2 separate regions of the Homo sapiens genome follow, and region 2 is linked to region 1. Evidence: chromatin loops called from intact Hi-C (ENCODE). Cell type or tissue: dorsolateral prefrontal cortex. All regions are shown on one strand. Each heading gives the region's core, and the rest is flanking DNA. Links, peaks and the distances in the headings are about the cores only. Region 1 overlaps CECR2 (CECR2 histone acetyl-lysine reader). Region 2 has its middle 74 kb from the start of GAB4.

Evidence for each region. Hi-C counts contacts between places; a loop is a spot of excess contacts. Peaks named below come from ENCODE experiments on the same cell type or tissue, not always from the same donor. Only the 100,000 strongest peaks of a DNase experiment are listed, where the experiment ranks them.
Region 2: a loop joins it to region 1, with 4 times the contacts of the local background. A loop is called at or near these places in 3 of 110 quality-filtered maps.

What each region holds. Positions count from the first base shown.
Region 1 is chr22:17,496,736-17,507,806 of GRCh38, reverse strand. It overlaps CECR2 (CECR2 histone acetyl-lysine reader), which reads right to left. Exons shown (of 19, transcript NM_001290047.2): 3 at 10,221-10,404; 4 at 8,258-8,397; 5 at 7,072-7,176; 6 at 4,676-4,725; 7 at 2,791-2,960. Among named protein-coding and RNA genes, the nearest start is that of SLC25A18, 61 kb to the left of the region's middle. In dorsolateral prefrontal cortex, for the core only: CTCF peaks have their summits at 5,732 and 5,936 (motif pointing right); no DNase peak of the experiment used is centred there.
Region 2 is chr22:16,928,581-16,939,651 of GRCh38, reverse strand. It overlaps the pseudogene IGKV1OR22-1. Among named protein-coding and RNA genes, the nearest start is that of GAB4, 74 kb to the left of the region's middle. RefSeq lists an enhancer at 5,501-6,700. In dorsolateral prefrontal cortex, for the core only: a CTCF peak has its summit at 6,849 (motif pointing left); a DNase peak (open chromatin) is centred at 6,895; H3K27me3 peaks cover 3,133 bases.

The DNA of each region.
Region 1 (11,071 bases), core at 3,747-8,746:
AACTTAAAAGCACTATCTATTTCTTTGAAAATATCAAATCCATTATTTCTTTCTGGTCTGCAACTCCATGGTTCTTGAAAATTGTATTTAAAGATTACCCTATTTAAGGGTTACCTTATTTGAATTTTTCTCCTTTTGAAAAGAATCAATGCTTGAAATTTTTAATCAAAATCATCAGTTTTATGCTTTAAGTTTTTTTTCCCCTTAATTCTTCTATCCCCCAAAATGTTAGGCTGAATATAGCAGTAAAAAAGCAGAAATGATAAAAGAAGGCTTAAGGTGACTGGGTATATTTCCAGATAATTTAATGTGCCATGACTGATGATATCAATAAAGTCATATGCAAGGTTACACAAAGTCATAAAAACTATCTCTTTACATCATTGTTACTTTAAGAAAATTAGATTATATATTTTAATTCCTAGAAAAATTGTTGCAGTGAATTGCTGATCACAAAAACAGAATGCAATTATCGTACATGAACTTAAGTACACCGATGGTGAAACGGAGGTTTTCTGGATCATCCAGGACGGCGGAAGTCTTGAAGCACTGTTTGTAAGTTCCCGTTATTAGAGAAAGGTAATTTCTAGGACTTTCCCTAAAGCATCAACCTGCTTAAGGGTTAGACACAGCACCAGATCTACAATAAATTAAATAATACATTTGACATGTTTGCCTCCCTGTAGGTACTGCAGTGATGATTTACAAATACTTTCTCTTCATATTTCACTGGCAAGTGGTCAAATATTTCTGGTCCTCTATTAACATGTATCAATAATCAGAAATATTATTATCGATATGAAATAAGCAAACTGAATAATTATCAACCAACCACCATAGAAAAGGCAAGGCAGGCTAAACGTGGTAGCTCACGCCTGTAATCATAACACTTGGGAGGCCAAGGTGGGTGGATCACTTGTGGCCAGGAGTCAAGACCAGCCTGGCCAACACAGCGAAACCCCATCTCTACTAAAAATATAAAAACATTAGCCAGGCATGGTGGCGCACGCCTATAGTCCCAGCTACTTGGGAGGCTGAGGCATGAGAATCGCTTGAACCCAGGAGGTGGAGGCTGCGGGGGGCCAAGATTGTGCCACTGCACTCCACCCTGAGTGACAGAGCGAGTCTCTGTCTCAAAACAAACAAACAAACAAACAAAAAAACATGAAAAGAAATGACATTAAGTGTCGTGGCTGTTAAAAAGATAAGACATGGTCCTTGAGATGAAGAAGCCTGAACTCACAAAGATATAAAATAAGCATAAAGAAACATGTTAAGCGACAAAAGGCTGGGGGAAACAAGGACAGTTCATGGACGTAGTGACATTTAAGTAAGGCTTTTGAGAGAGTAGTATTTAAATGGGTAAGGAAGTAGAGAGGGGGCCAGGTGTGGTGGCTCACACCTGTAATCCCAGCACTTTGGGAGGCCAAGACAGGAAGAGTGCTTCAGCCCAGGAGTTCAGGACCAGCCCAGGCAACATAGGGAAACCCTACGCACAGATAAAATTAAAAGATTAGCCAGGCGTGGTGGCATGTGCCTGCAGGCCCAGCTACTCGAGAGGATCACTTCGGCCTGGGAGATTGAGGCTGCAGTGAGCTATGACTGCACCACTGTACTCCAGCTTGGGAAATAGAGCAAGACCCTGTCTTAAAGCAATAAAAGCTGGGCACAGTGGCTCATGCCTATAATCCCAGCACTTTGGGAAGCCAAGACAGAAGGATAGATTGAGGCTAGGAGTTTGGGACAAGCCTAGGCAGCAGAGCAAGACCTCGTCTCTACAAAAAATAAAAAATAATTAGCTGGGTGTGGTGGCACGAGCCTGTGTCCCCAGCTACTTGGGAGGTTGAGATGAGAGGATCACATGAGCCTGGCAAATCGAGGCTACAGTGAGCTGTGACCACACTACTGCATTCCAGTCTGGGCGACAAAGTGAGAGAGCTTGTCCTTAAAAAAAAAAAAAAAAAAAAAAAAGCCGGGTGCAGTGGCTCACACCTGTAATCCCAGCACTTTGGGAGGCTGAGGCGGTATATCACTTGAGGTCAGGAGTTCTAGACCAGCCTGGTCAAAATGGTGAAACCCTGTCTCTACTAAAAACACAAAAAATTAGCTGGGCGTGGTGGTGGTGTGAGCCTATAATCCCAGCTACTCAGGAGGCTGAGGCAGGAGAATCGCTTGAACTTGGAAGGCAGAGGTTGCAGTGAACTCAGATTGCACCGCTGCACTGCAGCCTGGGAGACAGAGAGAGACTCAAAAAAAAAAAAAAAAAAAAAAAGGAAAAAGAGGATGAAGGATGTTTGAAAATGCATGAAGTAGGGTGTACATGCATGATAATATGGGGCATATGGTTTATGAGACTATAGCTTGCCCTGAATTTGGTGAAGAGGACACAATCAGGTAGAGCCAGGCAAAGGGCTGGCAATGGAGCTACAAGGACAAAGACAAACCCACAAGATTTTTTTTTTTTTTAAAGCATTACACAGGGACTCAAGGAATGTTTCCTGAGGAGTGTATGGGAGAAGGAAAGTTGGTTCCAGGCTGTGAAAAGCCACCGTCACTATTGGTGGGTGGTAGACACTGAGGACTTTCTGGGGGAAGGAGAACATGATAGGACCCACAGTGAAGGAGAGGGGGTGGCATGAGGTCCCATTCTAACACTGGAGTTCAGACAGGATGGAAGACTGCACTATTTCCAGGACAGTGGGGTGTATGGGGAAGGTCTCATGAATAATCCTTAAATAATGCAGCATCAGGCCTAACACTGAGGAGGACAGAGCAGAGAGTGTGGCGCACCTTCTGGGCGATCATGTTGCAGATCTCAGGCAGGAAGTCCTCACTGAGGAGCTTGTAGAGCTGCCGTTCTCGAAGGGAGGTCCTCTCGCGAAAACTCTCGGTGACCTGTCTCCATTCCTCTTCTGTCTGGCACAGGAGCCACCAAGTACCTTGGCCTGGCCCTTGGGACCCTAGAAAATAAAGGAACGGATTCACTACAGGAGATCCCATGAGGACCTTTCCTTATTTATTCTCAATTTTGTTTCTACTGTGGGTCATGACTAAAATAAGGAACTCGGCCGGGCGCGGTGGCTCAAGCCTGTAATCCCAGCACTTTGGGAGGCCGAGGCGGGCGGATCACGAGGTCAGGAGATCGAGACCATCCTGGCTAACACGGTGAAACCCCGTCTCTACTAAAAATAGAAAAAAAAAAATTAGCCGGGCGCGGTGGCGGGCGCCTGTGATCCTAGCTACTCGGGAGGCTGAGGCAGGAGAATGGCGTGAACCCGGGAGGCGGAGCTTGCAGTGAGCCGAGATCACGCCACTGCACTCCAGCCTGGGCGACAGAGTGAGACTCCGTCTCAAATAAATAAATAAATAAAAATAAAAAAAATAAAATAAGGAACTCAAAAAAGAGACCTATTACTTAATTTTATTTTTTTTGAGACAACGTCTGGCTCTATTGTCCAGGCTGGAGTGCAGTGGTGCCATCTCAGCTCACTGTAACCTACACCTCCTGGGCTCAAGCCATCTTCCCATCTCAGCACCCCCCAAGTAGCTGGGACTACAGGTGTGTACCAGCACATCCAGCTAAACTTTTGTATTTTTCGTAGAGACAGGGTTTTGCCATGTTGTCCAGGCTGGGCTCTAATTCCTGAGCTCAAGTGATCTGCCTGCTTCGAACTCCCAAAGTGCTGGGATTACAGGTGTGAGCCACTGCACCTGGCCTACTTTTAAATTTTATTTATTTATTTATTTATTTATTTATTTAGAGGCAGAGTCCTGCTCTGTTGTCCAGGCCGGAGTTCAGGGGCACCATCTCAGCTCACTGCAGCCTCCGCCTCCTGGATTCAAGTGATTCTCCTGCCTCAGCCTCCCGAGTAGTTGGGATTACAGGTGCCTGCCACCACGCCCAGGTAATTTTTGTATTTTTAGTAGAGATGGGGTTTCACAATGTTGGCCAGGCTGGTCTCGAACTCCCGACCTCAAGTGATCCATCCACCTCGACCTCCCAAAGTGCTGGGATTACAGGCATGAGCCGCCACAATGGCCTCTTTTTGACTTTAAAGTTGACAATGTATACTTCTGGTTTTCCTGTTAAAGTCATTGTTAACAACTAAAAAAAAATGTAATGTCTAAAGGCAATACAAATATAACTACTGTGAATTTAACAAGATAGATATTCACAGTCTAGAAATGATTAAATATATTGACAGAAATGGTTTTGATTTTGAGTCTTTGCTGAGTCTACCCTGCCTCAACTACACTGTGCAAACTGGTATGTGCCTCCCATTTTTATGTTATTTGGATTACAAAATTAAAATCTAGGTAGGAAACCAGTATGTAGTAAACCTATAAGGAAACCATTGTGTCATGAAGCACTGACATTAAAAAGACCTCTCTTTGAGAAGCTGGTTATTCACTCCAACGTTAAGGTGTCTATTACACTGTCCCCAGTAAACAGGGCACTAGTGAAAAGATCTAGTTCTGATCTTAATCCTTAGTCAGATGATGAGCTGGGCACAGGATAAGGTGTGAGGAGGAGAACTGAAGAAGAGTACAGGGGGTAGGTAAAAGGCTATTGCAATAACCTTTACTTTGTATGACTCTAGAAAAAGAGTCAACACCCTAGCATAAATGAATCATATTTATTTAATTCTTTCTAAATGCCAGTAAAGAACATTACCATGTCTTGTCTGTGGCTCGGATGCCAAGGAATTTTCTTCCTGCTTTTCACTGAAACACAGGAAAAAGAGGTGCCAATTAAAACAAAGACAGGTCCAAAATTGTTCTGTGCCACCCCAGGATGGTAGAACCCATTAATTTAACACAAAGAGAGTGTATGTGTGTGTGTTAAGGGGACAAGGCTTGGAGGCGGAACGCTGAATAAATGAACACTAAGATGCAGGCATGCTGGTCTAGGAGGGAAGTACTGACATACAGCTACCCTATGTTATGGCAACAGTATCAATGCATAAGAAAACAGTAACTTTTATTTTTTATTTTTATTTTTTTGAGACGGAGTCTTGCCCTGTCACTTAGGCTGGAGTGCAATGGCGCGATTTCAGCTCACTGCAACCTCCGCCTCCCAGGTTCAAATGATTCTCCTGCCTCAGCCTCCTGAGTAGCTGGGACTATAGGCACCCGCCACCAGGTGCAGCTAATTTTTGTATTTTTTAGTAGAGACGGGATTTCACCATGTTGGCCAGGCTGGTCTTGAACTCCTGACCTCATGATCTGCCTGCCTTGGCCTCCCAAAGTGTTGGGATTACAGGCGTGAGCCACCGTGCCCAGCCAGAAAACAGTAACTTTTAAAGCTTTTTTTGGAAATCAAACAGATGCACTGTTTTTTTTGTTTGTTTGTTCTTGTTTTTTATCACTGCTCCAGTCAAGAGAGAGATGCAACTGTTAATAATTAAATGCCAAGAAAAAAGAACTGTAGGGATTCCAATGTCCTCCTCCCTGATTCAGGGCCGCACTGAAGACAGGTGTATTTATTATAATTGATCCTTACCTAAGGCAGAGGGTTAAGAGCATGGGCTCCGAAGGGGGAATGCCTCTATTCAAGCTGTGCCACTTACAATGTGACCTCAGGAAAGTTAATTAACTTTCCCCCAAAATGGAGCTATTAATAGTGCCTACCTCACAGGGACGTTGGAGATTAAATGACAAAATGCAAAGTGTATAACGCATTAGGATGAAGTATCATTTTCACTTGTATCCCTGAAACAGAAAGGACACTCTGTGGACTTTTCGCTTGTTTTCGATTAAAGTTTCTATGAGAATGAAAATGTTCTATATTGGCATTATCCAATAAACCATGTGGCTGCTGAGCATCTGAAACGTGGCCAGCGTGAACCAGAAACTGAATTTTAAATTTAATGAAAAAATATTTAAATACTGGCTTACACACACAGCTCTAAAGGAAAAAAGTCACCAGTAGAGGGTAGCACAAGTCCATGGATGCTTGTTAAAATGATTCTACAGTCCCAACCCTAAGCTACTGTGATTCTTGATACTTATGGGGAAACGGAGACAGGTATCATGCAGCTTTCTGAATATCGAAGGACGTGTGAAATCCTAACAAACCCGGAAACAGGTGTTGATACATAAAACGTTAAGTAATTACAGGACATTTGTCACAGAAACGGATAAGCAAGAAATAGGCAGCTGCAATCTGAAGCTGAACTTCTGTAAAGTTAAGTGGATGCTGATTGAGTTAAAATCAGGATCTGAGTGATCTACATTCTTTTTTTTTTTGAGATGGAGTATCGCTGTGTCGCCCAGGCTGGAGTGCAGTGGCATAATCTCGGCTCACTGCAAGCTCTGCCTCCCAGGTTCACGTCATTCTCCTGCCTCAGCCTCCCGAGTAGCTGGGACTACAGGCACCCGCCACCACGACTGGCTAATTTTTTGTATTTTTAGTAGAGACGGGGTTTCACCGTGTTAGCCAGGATGGTCTCGATCTCCTGAGTGATCTATATTCTTAATCTGATTTCCCAGAAATATTTCTTAGTGGTTAAAAAGTGACAGGGTGAAATTCAGCCTAACTCAAGCATTTAGATTAAGTAGGAAGGGAAGAAGCCACTTGTCCTGAGTTATCAGAATTTTTAAGAATACAGCCTCACTTCAATAGGCTTAGTGATAGAGCTGATCCTTAAGTAAAAAGTGTATTTACACAGCATAGGTCAGATTTTGAAAAGTCCTATAGCAAGATTCACATGGTGAAATTTCCTAGAAGATAATGACATATAAAAGAAAATCCCCCAAGTATCTTTCTTTGCTAAAATTAAATATAAAATTGAAGAATGAAAAAAACTGTCTTGTTCAATATAATCCTCATTAAGTGCACATCCATCGTCTAGTAAGAGGACTCGCTTAGAGAGGGGAGGTGACTTGCCAGATGTCACACACTAAGGGCTTCCTGACTGTACTGCACATGTGGTAATTTCATAAGGACTCAGTTTCAGGTTGCTATAATAATGTGCTTCCCATGGCACAGGCAAAATAAAGAAAAAGGAATAAATGAATTAAGGTCCCTTCTGCCATGGTCTATGACCACAACTAACAAGATTTTCTTACCTCAACAGAATCTCCTCCTGCAGTTTCTTCCGTTTTGGGGGTCTTCCTCTTCTTTTTCCCGTTTTTCCAGGAATACTTGAGACATTTTTTTGTCCTTCACTTTCCCTAATAAATAATATTAAATAGAAATGTTCTGGCACAGGATTGGCATTGCTACATATGATTTTAAAACAGTATTTCTGGCCATGAGATTACCAAAAAGGATTAAATGTAGCAGTGAAAGGAAAAGGGAACAGCAACTTCCAGTCTTCATTATTAGACTGTGGATCTGAGGAAAACTAACATTTTGCAATACTAAAATGTGCTTAAGATCTAACTAACACCTTCCGAAGAGTAAGCATTCTCCTAGCAGTAAGAAAGCCTAAATAAGAGGTTAGCATTGTTTTGGGATGCTATGGAAATGCGGCCTCTTCCTTACTTAGTAAAGCTTATGTTTCAGGCATCATTTAAATTCCTTCTGTTCTTAAACTGATGGATACTAACGTTCATAAACTACATCATTAAATTCTTTTTTTTTTTTTTTTTTTGATGGAGTCTCGCTCTGTCGCCCAGGCTGGAGTGCAGTGGTGCGATCTCGGCTCACTGCAAGATCAGCCTCCCGGGTTCACACCATTCTCCTGCCTCAGCCTCCCGAGTAGCTGGGACTACAGGTGCCCGCCACCACGCCTGGCTAATTTTTTGTATTTTTAGTAGAGACAGGGTTTCACCGTATTAGCCAGGATGGTCTCGATCTCCTGACCTCGTGATCCGCCCGCCTCGGCCTCCCAGAGTGCTGGGATTACAGGCATGAGCCACTGCGCCTGGCATAAACTACATCATTAATTCTAGTCGAAATAAGGAGATCTCAAGGACTGATGATGCAAGATGAAATTGTTACTGCAGTGAAATGATTGTGCTGCTGAGAAGAAACCTGCTATATTAAAATAGCCTGTGGCAAGAGGAGTGGCATTTCTCAGAAACCTCCTATCAAGAACTTCAGATTAAAAAAGTATATTTAACCCCTCTGGTAGCAGAGAATTAATTCCTTTTTGTTTTTGCATGAAGTATCTCCTTACCATCTCTTTGCAGGCATGCTTAGAGAATTCCTTCATTAGGAAAAAAAAATTGTGCTGTAGAATTCTGATGCATTTAATCTTAATGACATTTTAATACAGTAGCTATCATGCCCTAACACTGAAGAACATACCTGCTCAAAGAGAGTTCTCCATTGGATTTTCCTTGCACCGGGTCCTCTTTGTACATTCGTGTTCCATAGAAATACCAATATAGTGCCCCAGAATTGTCTTCACCCAATGGCTCCACACGGAGACTGTCTGCATCCAGGCCCTACACAGAGCACGGAAAAGGGGTTTGGGGAAATGGGGAACAAAACGCACCAGGAAAAAACCAGAACGAGGATTCCAAATTTACACGTAAGCATAACTCAAATCTAAAAATGCCCAAGTATCGCTGGGCGTGGTGGCTCACGCCTGTAATCCCAGCACTTTGGGAGGCTGAGGCGGGCAAATCATGGGGTCAGGAGTTCAAGACCAGCCTGGCCAACATGGTGAAACCCCACCTCTACTAAAAATACAAAAAATCAGCTGGGCGTGGTGGCGCGCGCCTGTAATCCCAGCTACTCGGGAGGCTGAGGCAGGAGAATCGCTTGAACCTGGGAGGTGGAGGTCGCAGTGAGCCAAGATCATGCCACTGCACTCCAGCCTGGGCGACAGAGAGAGACTCTGTCTCAAACAATAAATAAATAAATAAATAAATAAAAATGTCCAAGTATCTTATGTAATTTTCAATCAGCATAAGAAACACGGATATAATGGGAAGGTGGTACCTACTTTGAGGAACAAGAGATGGAAATATTACAATGCTCCCTATCCCCACCATTGTTCCCTTTTCAAAAAAGAGAGAATCCAACAGCAATCCTGATGAACAGTTTACAGATTTGGCTGGGAGCGGTTGTTTTATGTGAGCACACACGAAAAGAAAGACAAGTACAACCGGGTGGATCAGGCACGGGGCAAGCTTTGCCCCATGGGATCCTCTGTGGCAGTTCCGGCATAACCTCCTGTGACCTCTCACTCCAGCTGAGTTCCAGTGACAGGGCTCCCAATTTACCTCGGGGGCTGACCTGTACTGGCCTTCTCACTGCTACTGAAGTCCTTGAGTCCTCAGCAAAGACCGTGCTAAATTACACAATGATTTTTTTATAATGTGCCCATAACCAGAGCTCAACTGAGAAGTCATCACCACATTTAATCACTGATGATGGAACAGGATTAGAAACTGACTTCCCTATGAGTGAAAGCAATAACCCACACTCTCCCTTGAGGATATACTTTTTTTTTTTTTTAAAGACGGAGTCTCGCTCTGTCACCCAGGCTGGAGTGCAGTGGCGCAATCTCGGCTCACTGCAAGCTCCGCCTCCCGGGTTCATGCCATTCTCCTGCCTCAGCCTCCCGAGTAGCTGGGACTACAGGCGCCTGCCACCACGCCCGGCTAATTTTTTTTTACTTTTAGTGGAGACGGGATTTCACCGTGTTAGCCAGGATGGTCTCGATCTCCTGACTTCGTGATCTGCCTGCCTTGGCCTCCCAAAGTGCTGGGATTACAGGCGTGAGCCACAGCACCCGGCCCCCTCTAGGATATACTTCTAAACAGATAACCACACCAAGGGGGACAGAGAGATGGCCACAGCTTCCTTCAACACATTTTTTGTAACGTGGATGTGTGTAGAGGATGACCTTCACTAACATATACGGTTTCAAGTTCTTGGAGATTTCAGTAAATATTTCAATCAAATTTACACCCTGAAAAATAAAACTCAGTGGCGGATTTAGTTGCAGGTTTGGCTGATGACAGAACAAACAGGGTCCTCTGGTTGTACCTATTGCAGATAGGACTCAGTGCACGTAAAGGAAGATGAAACCAGACTAGAAATTAGACCAAAATAACGTACTTCCATAGGGATGTACATCTTGCATCTCCGTGGCTACAGCAGTCATGGTTTTCCATACAGTGTTATTGGCAATGAATAGTACCAAGACTAGTACCACAAGCCAAACTCTGGCTTAGTATCTTTGGGTTTTACGTTCTGACTACATTTCTGATTGCTGGCTTTTCACAGCTACAGGGAAAGGTTCGCCAGTTAAGCATACCTTTAGAAGATCGAAGACATCGTCTGCATCCAGCCGGTAATCACAGAGTCGGTGCAGGATCTCCACCCGTGTGCGAAGAGGCAGGTCCTGGAAACTGGCTTCCCTCAGAGGGTTGGGCTTCCCTTCTTCGAGCTCCCAGCGGTAGTTGATGATGTCCTCTAGGTAGCTGTGGAATGTCTGAGGCCTAGACCAGGGCCCCAAACACAAAAATACATTAATATAAAATATAGGTTGGTTGGGAGAAGGAGAGAGAGAGAGAACTCATGATCTGACAGCTAACAGATTTTTGTTTTTATACAGACAGGGTCTCGCTCTGTCATCCAGGCTAGAGCACAGTGGCAAGATCTCAGCTCACTGCAGCTCTCCTGGGCTCAAAAGATTTTCCCACCTCAACCTCCCAGGTACCTGGGACCACAGGCATGCACCACCACACCCAGCTAATCTTTGTATTTTTTGTAGAGACAGGGGTCTCCCTATGTTGCCCAGGCTGTTCTCAAGCTCCCAGGCTCACACGATCCGCCCGCCTTGGCTTCCCAAAGTGCTGGGATTACAGGGGTGAGGTAACACGCTTGGCCCAGTTGACAAATTTTACACAGAAAGCAGAAATGAAAAACAGTAACAGGAAGTCCCTCATGAAGTTTCAGCCTACTTACATGGATATTGTGTTTTGTCAACTATCAAGGAAGATAAATATATAAAGAGGGTTTTTCACAGAATAGGTTGACTTTAAAGCCCGAATAGCACATTCTGGTGGAATGGGTAAAAGCATAATCAAATGTGTAGGTTATGAAGCTGAGGCAAAAGTCTCACCCGCTACGCGTACAACTGAAGACACCCTGCGGTTCAGACAG
Region 2 (11,071 bases), core at 3,765-8,764, 570 kb after region 1:
CTTATGGAGGTCAGGTAATTAATGGAGTTTTAGCTGAGGTCCAACATAGTGGGTGCAGTGGGTCTCTGGACTCATCCTGTGGTCATTTCCCCAGTTCGAGAATGCATATTTGGCATAGACATACTTAGCAGCTGGCAGAACCCCCACATTGGCTTCCTAACTGGTAGAGTGAGTGCTCTTATGGTGGGAAAGGCCAAATGGGAGCCATTAGAGCTGCCTCTACCTAGAAAGATAGTAAATCAAAAACAATAATACACCCCTTGAGGGACTGCGGAGATTAGTGCCACCATCAAGGACTTGAAAGATTCAGGGATGGGGATTCCCACCACATCCCCATTCAACTCTCCTGTTTGGACTGTGCAGAAGGCACATGGATCATGGAGAATGACTGCAGATTATTGTAAGCTTACATAAGTGGTAACTCAAATTGCAGTTGATGTACCAGGTGTGGTTTCATTGCTTGAGGAAATTAACACATCTCTTTGTACCTGGTATGCAGCCATTGACTTGGCAAATGCCTTTTTCTCCATTCCTGTCCATAAGGGCCACCAGAAGCAAGTTGTCTCCAGCAGGAAAGGCCAGCAATATGCCTTTACTGACCTACCTCATGGGTGTGTCAATTCTCTGGCTTTGTGTCATAATGTTATTTGAAGAGAACTTGATCGCTTTTTGCTTCCACAAGATATCACACTGGTCCATTACATTAATGACATTATGCTGGTTGGATCCTGTGAGCAAGAAATAGCAAACACACTAGACTTACTGGTGAGACATTTGTGTGCCAGAGGATGGGAAATAAATCTGACTAAAATTTAGGGATCTTCTACCTCAGTAAACTTGCTAGGAGTACAGTGGTGTGGGGTCTGTTGAGATATTCCTTCTAAGGTGAAGAACAAGCTGCTACATTTGGCTCCTCCTACAACCAAGAAAGAGGCACAACACCTAGTGGGCCTGTTTAGATTTTGGAGGCAACACATTCCTCATTTGAGTGTTACTCCCGCCCATTTATTCAGCGACGCAAAAGGTTGCCCATATTCACTGGGGTTCAGAAAAAGAGAAGGCTCTGCAATAGGTCCAGGCTGCTGTGCAAGCCACTCTGCTACTTGGGACATATGACCCACCAGATCCAATGGTGCTTGAGGTGTCCGTGGCAGATAGAAATGCTGTTCTGAGCCTTTGGCAGACCCCCATATGTGAATCACCATGGGGGCCTCTAGGATTTTGGAGCAAGACCCTGCCATCTTCTGCAGATAACTGCTCTCCTTTTGAGAGACAGCTCTTGGCCTGTTACTGGGCTTTGATGGAAACTGATCATTTGACTATGGGTCAACAAGTCACCATGCGACCTGAACTGCCCATCATGAAGTGGGTGCTTTCTGACCCATCTAGCCATAGAGTGGGTCATGCATAGCAGTATTCCGTCATCAAATGGAAGCGGTATATATGTGACTCGGCTTGAGTAAGTCCTGAGGGCACAAGTAAGTTACGTGAGGAAGTAGCTGAAATGCTGATGGTCTCTACTCCTGCCACCCTTCCTTCTCTCCCACAGCCTGCACCGATGGCCTCATGGGGAGCTCCCTATGATCAGTTGAGGGAGGAAGAGAAGACTAGGGCCTGGTTCACAGATGGTTCTGCATGATATTCAGGCACCACCAAAAGCGGTCAGCTGCAGCACTACAGCCCCTTTCCAGGACATCTCTGAAGGACAGTGGTGAAGGGAAATCTTCCCAGTGGGCAGAACACTGAGCAGTGCACCTGGCTGTGCACTTTGCATGGAAGGAGAAATGACGAGATGTGTTTTCATATAGTGATTCATTGGCTGTAGACAATGGTTTGGCTGGATGGTGAGGGACTTGGAAGAAGCATGATTGGAGAATTGGTGACAAAGAAGTTTGGGGAAGAGGTATGTAGATAGACCTCTCTGAGTCGTCAAAAACTGTGAAGATATTTGTATCCCATGTGAGTGTTCACCAACGGGTGACCTCAGCAGAGGAGGATTTTGATAATCAAGTGGATAAGATGACCCGTTCTGTGGATACCACTCAGCCTCTTTCCCCAGACACCCCTGTCATCATCCAATGAGCCCATGAACATAGTGGCCATGGTGGCAGGGATGGAGGCTATGCATGGATTCAGCAATGTGGACTTCCACTCACCAAGGCTGAACTGTGGCCACTGCTGAGTGCCCAATTTGCCAGCAGCAGCAGAGACCAACACTGAGCCCTTTGTATGGCACCATTCCCTGTGGTGAGCGGCCAGCTACCTGGTGGCAGGTTGATTATATCGGACCTCTTCCATCATGGAAAGGGCAGAGGTTTGTCCTCACTGGAATAGACACTTACTCCGGATATGGGTTTGCCTACCTGCACGCAATGCTTCTGCCAAGACTACCATTCACAGACTCACGGAATGCCTTATCCACCATCACAGTATTCCATACAGTATTGCCTCTGACCAAGCACTCACTTTACAGGTAAAGAAGTGGGGCAGTGGGCTCATGCTCATGGAATTCACTGGTCTTACCATGTTCCCCATCATCCTGAAACAGCTGGATTGATAGAACAGTGGAATGGCCTTTTGAAGTCACAATTACAATGCCAACTAAATTACAATACTGTGCAGGGCTGGGGCAAAGTACTCCAGAAGGCCTTGTAGGCTCTGAATCAGCGCCCAATGTATGGTACTGTTTCTCCCATAGCCAGGATTTACAGGTCCAGGAATCAAGGGGTGGAAGTGAAAGTGGAACCACTCACTGTCACCCCTAGTGATCCACTAGCAAAATGTTTGCTTTCTGTTCCCGCGACATTACGTCCTGCTTTACTAGACATCTTAGTTCCAGAGGGAGGAATGCTGCCACCAAGAGACAAAATAATGATTCCATTAAATGGGAAGTTAAGATGGCCAGCTGGGCACTTTGGGCTCCTCCTACCTTTAAGTTAACAGGATAAGAATGGAGTTACAGTGTTGGCTGCGGTGATTGACCCAGACTATCAAGATGAAGTCAGTCCACTACTCCACAATGGAAGTGAGGAAGAGTATGCGTGGAATACAGGAGATCCATTAGGGCGTCTCTTGGGATTATCATGCACTCTGATTAAGGTCAATGGGAAACTACAACAGCCCAACCCAGGTAAGACCTAAATGGTCCAGATCCCTCCGGGGTCACAACCTGCTGAGGTGCTTGCTAAAGGCAAAGGAAATACAGAATGAATAATGGAAGAAGGTAGTAATCAATACCAGCTGTGACCATGTGACCAGCTGCAGAAATGAGGACTGGAACTGTCATGAGTATTTCTTTCTTCTTTTCTTAAAAAACATCTTTGTGCATGTATACACTTGTACTAAGAAAATATCTTGATTTCATTTCCTTTTTCTTTATCAGGTGACATAAGAGTTATTGACTTCATATCAGCATTTAAGCATTGTTCACTTTATGTAATAGTATTTGGGTTGGCGATTGGTGCGTTTCCGGTTGTAGGAAGGATAGTTATGTTAGGTGTAATTACGACCACATTATTGTCTTTATTTTAAGATTAGGTATGATCTCAGGAGATGTGTATGTGTTCAAGGTGACAAGGGGTGGGCTTGTGATGGTTAATACTGAGTGTCAACTTGATTGGATTGAGGAGGTAAAGTATTGGTCCTGGGTGTGTTTGTGAGGGTGTTGCCAAAGGAGATTAATATGTGAGTCAGTGGGCTGGGAAAGGCAGACCCGCCCTTAATCTGTGTGGGCACAATCCAGTCAGCTGCCAACACAGCTAGACTATAAGCAGGCAGAAAAATGTGAAAAGAGATGGGCCTCACCTCCCAGCCTACATCTTTCTCCCGTGCTGGATGCTTCCTGCCCTCGAACATGGACTCCTAGTTCTTCAGTTTTGGAACTCTGGCTGGCTCTCCTTGCTCCACAGCCTGCAGACATCCTATTGGGAGACCTTGTGATTGTGTGAGTTAATACTTAATAAACTTCCTGTATTAGCCAGTGACATCTAGAGGGACAGAACTAACAGGAGATTTATACATATACACACATACATACACACACACATATATACACAGACACACATATATATATACACACACACACACATATATACATATATATATATAAATGTAGGAAGTTTCCGTTTTTCCCTCAAAACAAGTACGTTCCCCCAAGTTCAGGCCCCTGAATAGGCAGCAGGAGGGTGTATGCAGAGTCTCCACTAAAGTGATTTGACCACTCCTAGTCAGGCATCAGTAATACTCCCCAGAACCCCAGGCTGAAGCCCACTGATGCTGATGTAGTTCAATCCACTTCCTCTACGACTGCACCAGGCTGAGATGCCTTGGCCCCTGTTAAAGATGTGACATATAATGGATGCGAATCTGTGTTCAGTTTTGTCCAAATCCAAGTGATTTCTCCATATACATGGGTACTTACTGGAAAGGAGATGGAGACTCTCTGTCCTAGATGTGAGACAGGAGGCTGGCACCTGGGTTAGGATGACCTTCCCTCACTGCTAAAGAGTAAAAGAGGAAAGAAAGTGGCATTGATAGTGCAAGGCAGGGATATGCCCTGAGCAGCAGCTGCCCTCACTAGGAGGGAAGACTCACTGTCCTGGTCTTTCCCAAGCTCTCCCCGTCACCTGATCTCCAGGAATCCAGGCTCCAGAGGAGCTCCTCCTGAGTCCCCAGGAACATGCTAGTGGGCAGTGCAGCCCAGACCATTACTCAGGGAATATGGCATTAGTCTTTTTTTGGAGACAATTGATCCCTGAATAATTTCAAGTTTATCCTAATCCATGCTTCTATAATTGGAGGAAGAAACAAGTGACTTTTTTTTTATTTTTTAAGTAGTCAGGTCTAGCATCACTACTCAGCCCTTCATGCTGATGAATCCTGGGAAGAAATAACCAATGACAGAAACAGGAATAGAATATGGAGGCCCTGAAACCAAAAATAAGATGCATTCCATAAAATCCCTGGCGTTAAAGAGGTCCATAGGTTTGGATAATGGTAGATCTGTGAGCAATACATGCTTTGAGGTTGAGGGTATCATCTTTGTGCATCTGCAGGGAATTGCTTGAACAGATAGTGATAATCATAATAATGAATTAAAGTCATTCCAAAATACTGAAAGTATTTAAATACTGAAATATATTTAGCATTATCTTGATAAATTTTTTTAAAGGGAAGAAACAATTTCACACTCACAGAAATGTTGTAAGTATACCACAATGTATCCCCTTCCCTTTCAGAGTATATCAAATACCCGATGATCACACCCTCTAAAACTTTACTATCATTTTCCTACAGAGAAGAATATTCTCCTAAATAATCCCAATACACCAATGGAATATATTATTTCATCAGGTACTCAGCAGTATTTCAAATTTTGAGAAGTATCAAAAAATGTGCTCTGTGACAAAGTGGTCCCCAGGAAGAAACACGTTATTTACAGACATATCTGTACTGCCCTGGTTTGACCTGGGACCCTAGGGACATTGTTCCTATGCTGAGTTACTGAGATGAGCCAGCCCTGCAGCTATGCCCAGCCTGCTCCACTCCCTGCTGATTAGCATGTTCCCAGAGCACAGCCCCCTGCCCTGAAGACTTCTTAATAGGCTGGTCACACCCTGTGCAGGAGTCAGCCCCAGTCAGGACACAGCACGGACGCGAGGGCCCCCACTCAGCTCCTGGGGCTCCTGGGGCTCTGGCTGCCAGGTAAGGAAGGAGAACACTAGGAATTTACTCAGCCAGTGTGCTCAGTACAGCCTGGCTCTTCAGGGAGGGCTTCTTATAAATGATTGATTATGTAGATGTTTGTTTTTATGTTTCCAACCTCAGGTACCAGACGTGATATCCAGATGACCCAGTCTCCATCCTCCCTGTCTGCATCTGTAGGAGACAGAGTCACTATCACTTGCCAGGTGAGTCACAGCATTAGTAATAAATTAGTCTGGTATCAGCAGAAACCAGGGAAAGCCCCTACTCTCCTAATTCATGCTGCAACAAAACTGCAGACGGGGGTCCCATCCTGGTTCAGTAGCAGTCAATCTGGGACAGATTTCACTCTCACCATCAGCAGCCTGCAGCCTGCAGCGTGATGATTTGGCCACTTATTACTATCAACAGCATTACAGTTACCCTCCTACTGTGTTGCAAGTGATAACATAAACCACACAGGGAAGCAGATGTGTGAGGCTGGGCTGCCCCTGCTGCTCCTCCTGGTGCCCTCATCTGCTGAGAGCAATTCTCAAATTGCAGTCAAACTTTGAAGGTCATTGGAAAGTTTTGGTAGAAGGGTCTATGAAGTCTCCTGTATACCTTAACAGTCTTTCCTTCTCCTCATCCCCAGTAGCACAGACATGGCAATGTCTCTCCTGATTTCATTAAGAAGTGATTATTACACCTGAGGAGTCTGAGTTATGGTGTCAGTTGTAATTAATATCTCAAAGAATAAGCCACTCTTGAAATTCCAAGTAGGATTATTTTTCTAAATATAGGGAATGAGAGTCTAAACAACAGCTTTTAAAAGGCTTGGGGGCATAGTAGTCAAAGATGCAAATACTACAAGAGAAAGATTATTTGGATCTCCTCAAGAATCCAGAGTGCATCTTCCACAGAAGGTGTAATTGCCAATCGTGTGGTCTTCAGACATTTCTGGGAAGCCCAGGTTCAGGGCTGCTGATGCTCTGCTTGGAGGGCCTGCCTGAATTCTGTAGCATTTGCTTACAAGTGAACAGCCAGCATCTTATTCCAGAGGGAACTAGCACATGCAGATGATCCAGATTTAACAACCACACCTTTTCTTTATGGACGTTGCCCTCTTTGACTTTTCCCGCAGCCTTTTTCATTCACTGTACTTCTGCTGACCCCTCATGGCCATGTCTGTGCCTCCCTGCTGTCTCTGAAGCTGGGGAAGCAGCTCTGCTTGCACATGTGGCAGATCTCAGGGCCTGAAATGTGCATCACCTAGAACAGCCCTCAATCAGTGAGAACAGGTGACGTGTATAAATACCCCAACTCCCTCACCTCTCAGGTGGAATAGCCCAGAGGCATTCTCTTATGTTTCCATGTGGGCTTCAGCTCTTGTGGTCCTCATGGGTAGCTGCTGGCTGACAGGCCTTTCACTGTCCATCATCTCTTCCCTGCCTCACTTTCTGCCTTCAGTCTCAGGGTTTCCTGCAGCTTGTAATTATGGTGCTCACATGGGAATCCTTGTCGTTAGAAACCCAACCTAAGACTATAGGCAAATCCTCATTAGTGGAGGTGTCATCAAATTGTTGATACTTCTCCTCTTATAATGGATAGAGAAATTTAGAAAATGTCTAAAACATTTAATTTGTTTTATCAGTCTCTCATAGATTCTGATTAAATAGCAATTCCTTTCTTCTGGGTCACAACATCAGAGGAGCCCCTAACAAATAGCTCCACACTATGAGGTCCACATTAGAGCAGCAGGAGAAGAATCTTCCAGCCCAGGAAACACCCAGACCAGAGGGCCCTGACTCAGATCCCTTCAGCTCTCTTGCTTTATAAAGCTGCTGGCTGCTCCCTGTTCTCCCTTCTCCCAGCCGTGAGGCTTTGGATTCTTCTTTAAGGAAGGCAGCTGGCAGACAATTAGGGGGTTTGGTAGTCTGAGTAAATTACTATCCCCCCATGAAAAGATGTTCACCTTCTACCCTCTGGAACCATAAAATTAGCCTTATATGGCAAAAGGAACTTAAAATCAGCCCCTTCTGCAGTTTCTTCTGCAAAAATGCAACTTTCTCAAAGACTTTAAATCTCTGAACAGCTTTATTTCAGACTTGGGGGAAGGGTCACATCTTTCCTTGCCCTGAGCCTTCCTCCTCTCTTCCATTAGTTTCCATCTCTGACTCCAGCCTTCCCTCTTTCTTCCTAATTAGATTGTGTCCTGCAAATCTAATTTGTCCTCCTACTAGGAAATCCCACCCTCCTCAGGAGTAATGAGATCTGACCCCTAGGCTCTCAGACACCTGCAGTGTACAAAACTCAATCTAGGGGTTTACCCAGGAGATTTTCTCCCTACGTGGAATTCTGGTGCTAGCTCTCCTTATAGTAAACTGTGCTCTGTCTCTTGTCCAAATTGAAACCAAAGGCTAACAAGTTGGAAAAGGCTGAGAGATCAGAGAGAAACATCTTCTCAGAGAGGCAAATGCCATTCTTTCACCTTGTGTGAGTTTCCTATAGCAGCTGTAACAAATCACTATGTCATTACTGGCTTCAAATAGCATAGAATCATTCTTTCACAATTCTGGAAGAGAGAAATCTCACACAGGTGTCTTTGGGCTAAAATCAAGCTTCCCTGTGGGAAAGAGTTTGTTTTCTTGCCTTTTCCATCTTCTAGAGGCTGCTGTCTTTCCTTGGCCATGGCCTTTCCCTCACATCACTCAGCTTCTTCATAGTCACATCTCCTCTCCAAATCTGACCCTCCTTCCTCCCTCTTATGCAGACAATTATGATTACATGGGGTCCAAAAATACTCCAAGATAGTATTCAGTTCTCAAGATCCTTCATCACATTTGCCAAGTTTTTCTACCATAAAATTCCCCACCAATCCATTTATGTATAGAGTTGATAGTTAAACAAGAAGATCGGAAATGGCCATTGCATCTTTAGTCTGGATTTTCCCTGAGCACTTTTTGTGTTATTTTTCTAGGGCTGCTGTAACAAATTGCCAAACATTTAGTGGCATAAAAATAGAACATCCAGAGGCCTCTCTGCAGACATCTGGCTGGCTCTGGGGTGACCCCTGTCCCAGCCTCTGGAGTGGAACCCTGGGAATGGGGCAGCATCACTGGCCCTGCTCAGTCCAGCCTCAGCCACCATGGGACCCGAGGCATCTACGTCACCCCCACCACTTCCTGGCAGCCACAGGTGGAGTGAGCCTGCCTGCCCTGGGAGACTCCTGGAGAGGGGCTCTGCTTAAGGTCATCAGGCCTTGACTCCAAGGAAATCTGTGCTTATTTAAATCTTGGGATGTGCAACCTGTTTATACAGAGCCATGACAGGAATGACCTGCCCATCCACACTCCCCTTGCCCTTAGGTCTAGAAGCAGCAGGTTCCCTGGACACTCCAAGATGCTCTTCCTGGCCCTGCTCCTCTGCCTCTTGGTGATGGGCTTTCAGGGTGAGTGCATTTCCCACTGCAGACCATGCAGGGGCTTTAGCCCTTGACATGGGGATAATGAGCTCAAATGTGCTTTGGAAATTATAGTGTAACATATAGAAGTGATTTGCCTTAACTCTCATTAGGAAACTGAGGCACAGAGTCCAGGGCTAACCAGGAGGCAGAGGTGCATACAGCCCTGAACCTGTTCCCAGCCTCCCTGAGGACCATGGATCCTCTGTCCCTGCTCACACCCCATGTCCACCTCTCTTCAGAGCTCACTGTGGTTCTGGTCAGGCTGTGAAGAATGGACCTGACCATTAGCCCCTCAGGGTGGGCTCTACCATGCTTGTATCCCCTTTCATAGGTGCCCTTGTCCTGAGAACCCCTCCCCAGCCAATTCTATCTTGATTCTGATCAAATGCAAAGATGTGAGGGCCCAGGAGTACTAATTTCTGTCATGTTTAAGCATGACAGGGTCTTCTAAGGAACAGGACAGGTTTCTAGAAATCCTTTGAGAGAAGTAATGCATTGTGCTCCTGAATAGGGTGTCCTTGCAGGATGCAGGGGACAGACTATCTCAACTCCATCTCCGGAGACCTTAGCAGCATCTGGAGGTGACTTTGTCTCTATCACCTGCAGAAACAGCACAGATGTAGGCACCTCCATCACCTAGGACAAGCAGAGATCCCAGGAGGCTTCCAGTCTGCTGCTCTTTGGGGCTTCTTCCCAGGCTGCTGGAACCGCTTCCAGTTTCCAGGGAAGTTTCTGGTTTTTGCTTCTCCCTCTCCATCCATGGAGTGAAAGCTGAAGATGCTGGAGTGTTTTCCTGCCAGCAGCCCTTCAGTTGGCTTCTTACAGTGAAAAGTCCCCAACCAAAAATACCCTTTCTGGATGGAAGATTCTGCCCTGATGCAAAGACACTTGCTTCCTGCAGAAGCCATAATCTGAGAGTGTGAAGCGTTCATATTATAGTTGTCTTTGTTCTCAGAGTCTGTGATTTCTGGCCTGTTGATACAGGGGAAGATTGAAGAGTTATTACTTCAAGTTTACACCTGATCTACAAAGAGGGAGAGGCAAAGGGTTGTGAAGCTAAGGTGTTTCCTAGACAGGTGCTTTACCTGGATTGATATATTAATTTTTCCATTTTCTTGCAGCATATAAGAGCACTCCAAAACTTAAAGGAGTGAAACAACAATTTATTATTTGTTGTGATTCTATGGGTTGGTTGGGAGGTTTTTCTGCTGCCTGGCCTGGGCTTTCTCATGCAGCTGCCGTCAGCTGAATGGTTTTTATGTGTCGTGAACTGAACTAACTCTTTTTATGACAAGTATGTTTTATTCTCATCTTCAGCTGACAATACTGAGGCAGGGAGAGGTCATGAAATGCCTCCAAGGGGCGCATTACATCCAAATTGTAAGCCAGGATTCTACTCAGAAAATCTGACTCACAGAAGTCAGTGAGGAGTGTGACAAGACGGGGATTCTGCAGGGCTACCTGGATGGGACACTCTGTGAGAGGCCCCAGAAGTGCTGCTAGAGAGTGGAGTGGTCCCTGTGCAACAATTTGAGCACATGGTTTTGTCTCTTAACACCTTCGAGAAGTTCATTAATAGACATTAAGGGAGGGAAGTAGTGTGATTAAAATGGCATTTTCAATAGCTAAGAATCACAGAAAAATGTTACTTTATGTGACTCCTAAGATAATGACAAGGAAACAAGAAAATAATATGAAGGCAAAAAAGAAAACATTAGACTGAGGCCTTTGGATAGCAGGTTGAGACTCCTCGTAGTGGAGAGCACGTGGGTATCTTCTTTCAGGAGATGTGAACAAGCAGGGAAAGGAAATGTGAGCTAGAACAAAATCTTGGTTACTCACAAGAAGCCTAAGAGGAAATGAGAAGTCTTCTTCCTGAGCACCAGAAGGCAGAGAAAAAATTCTCCATGAAAAAAAACAAAC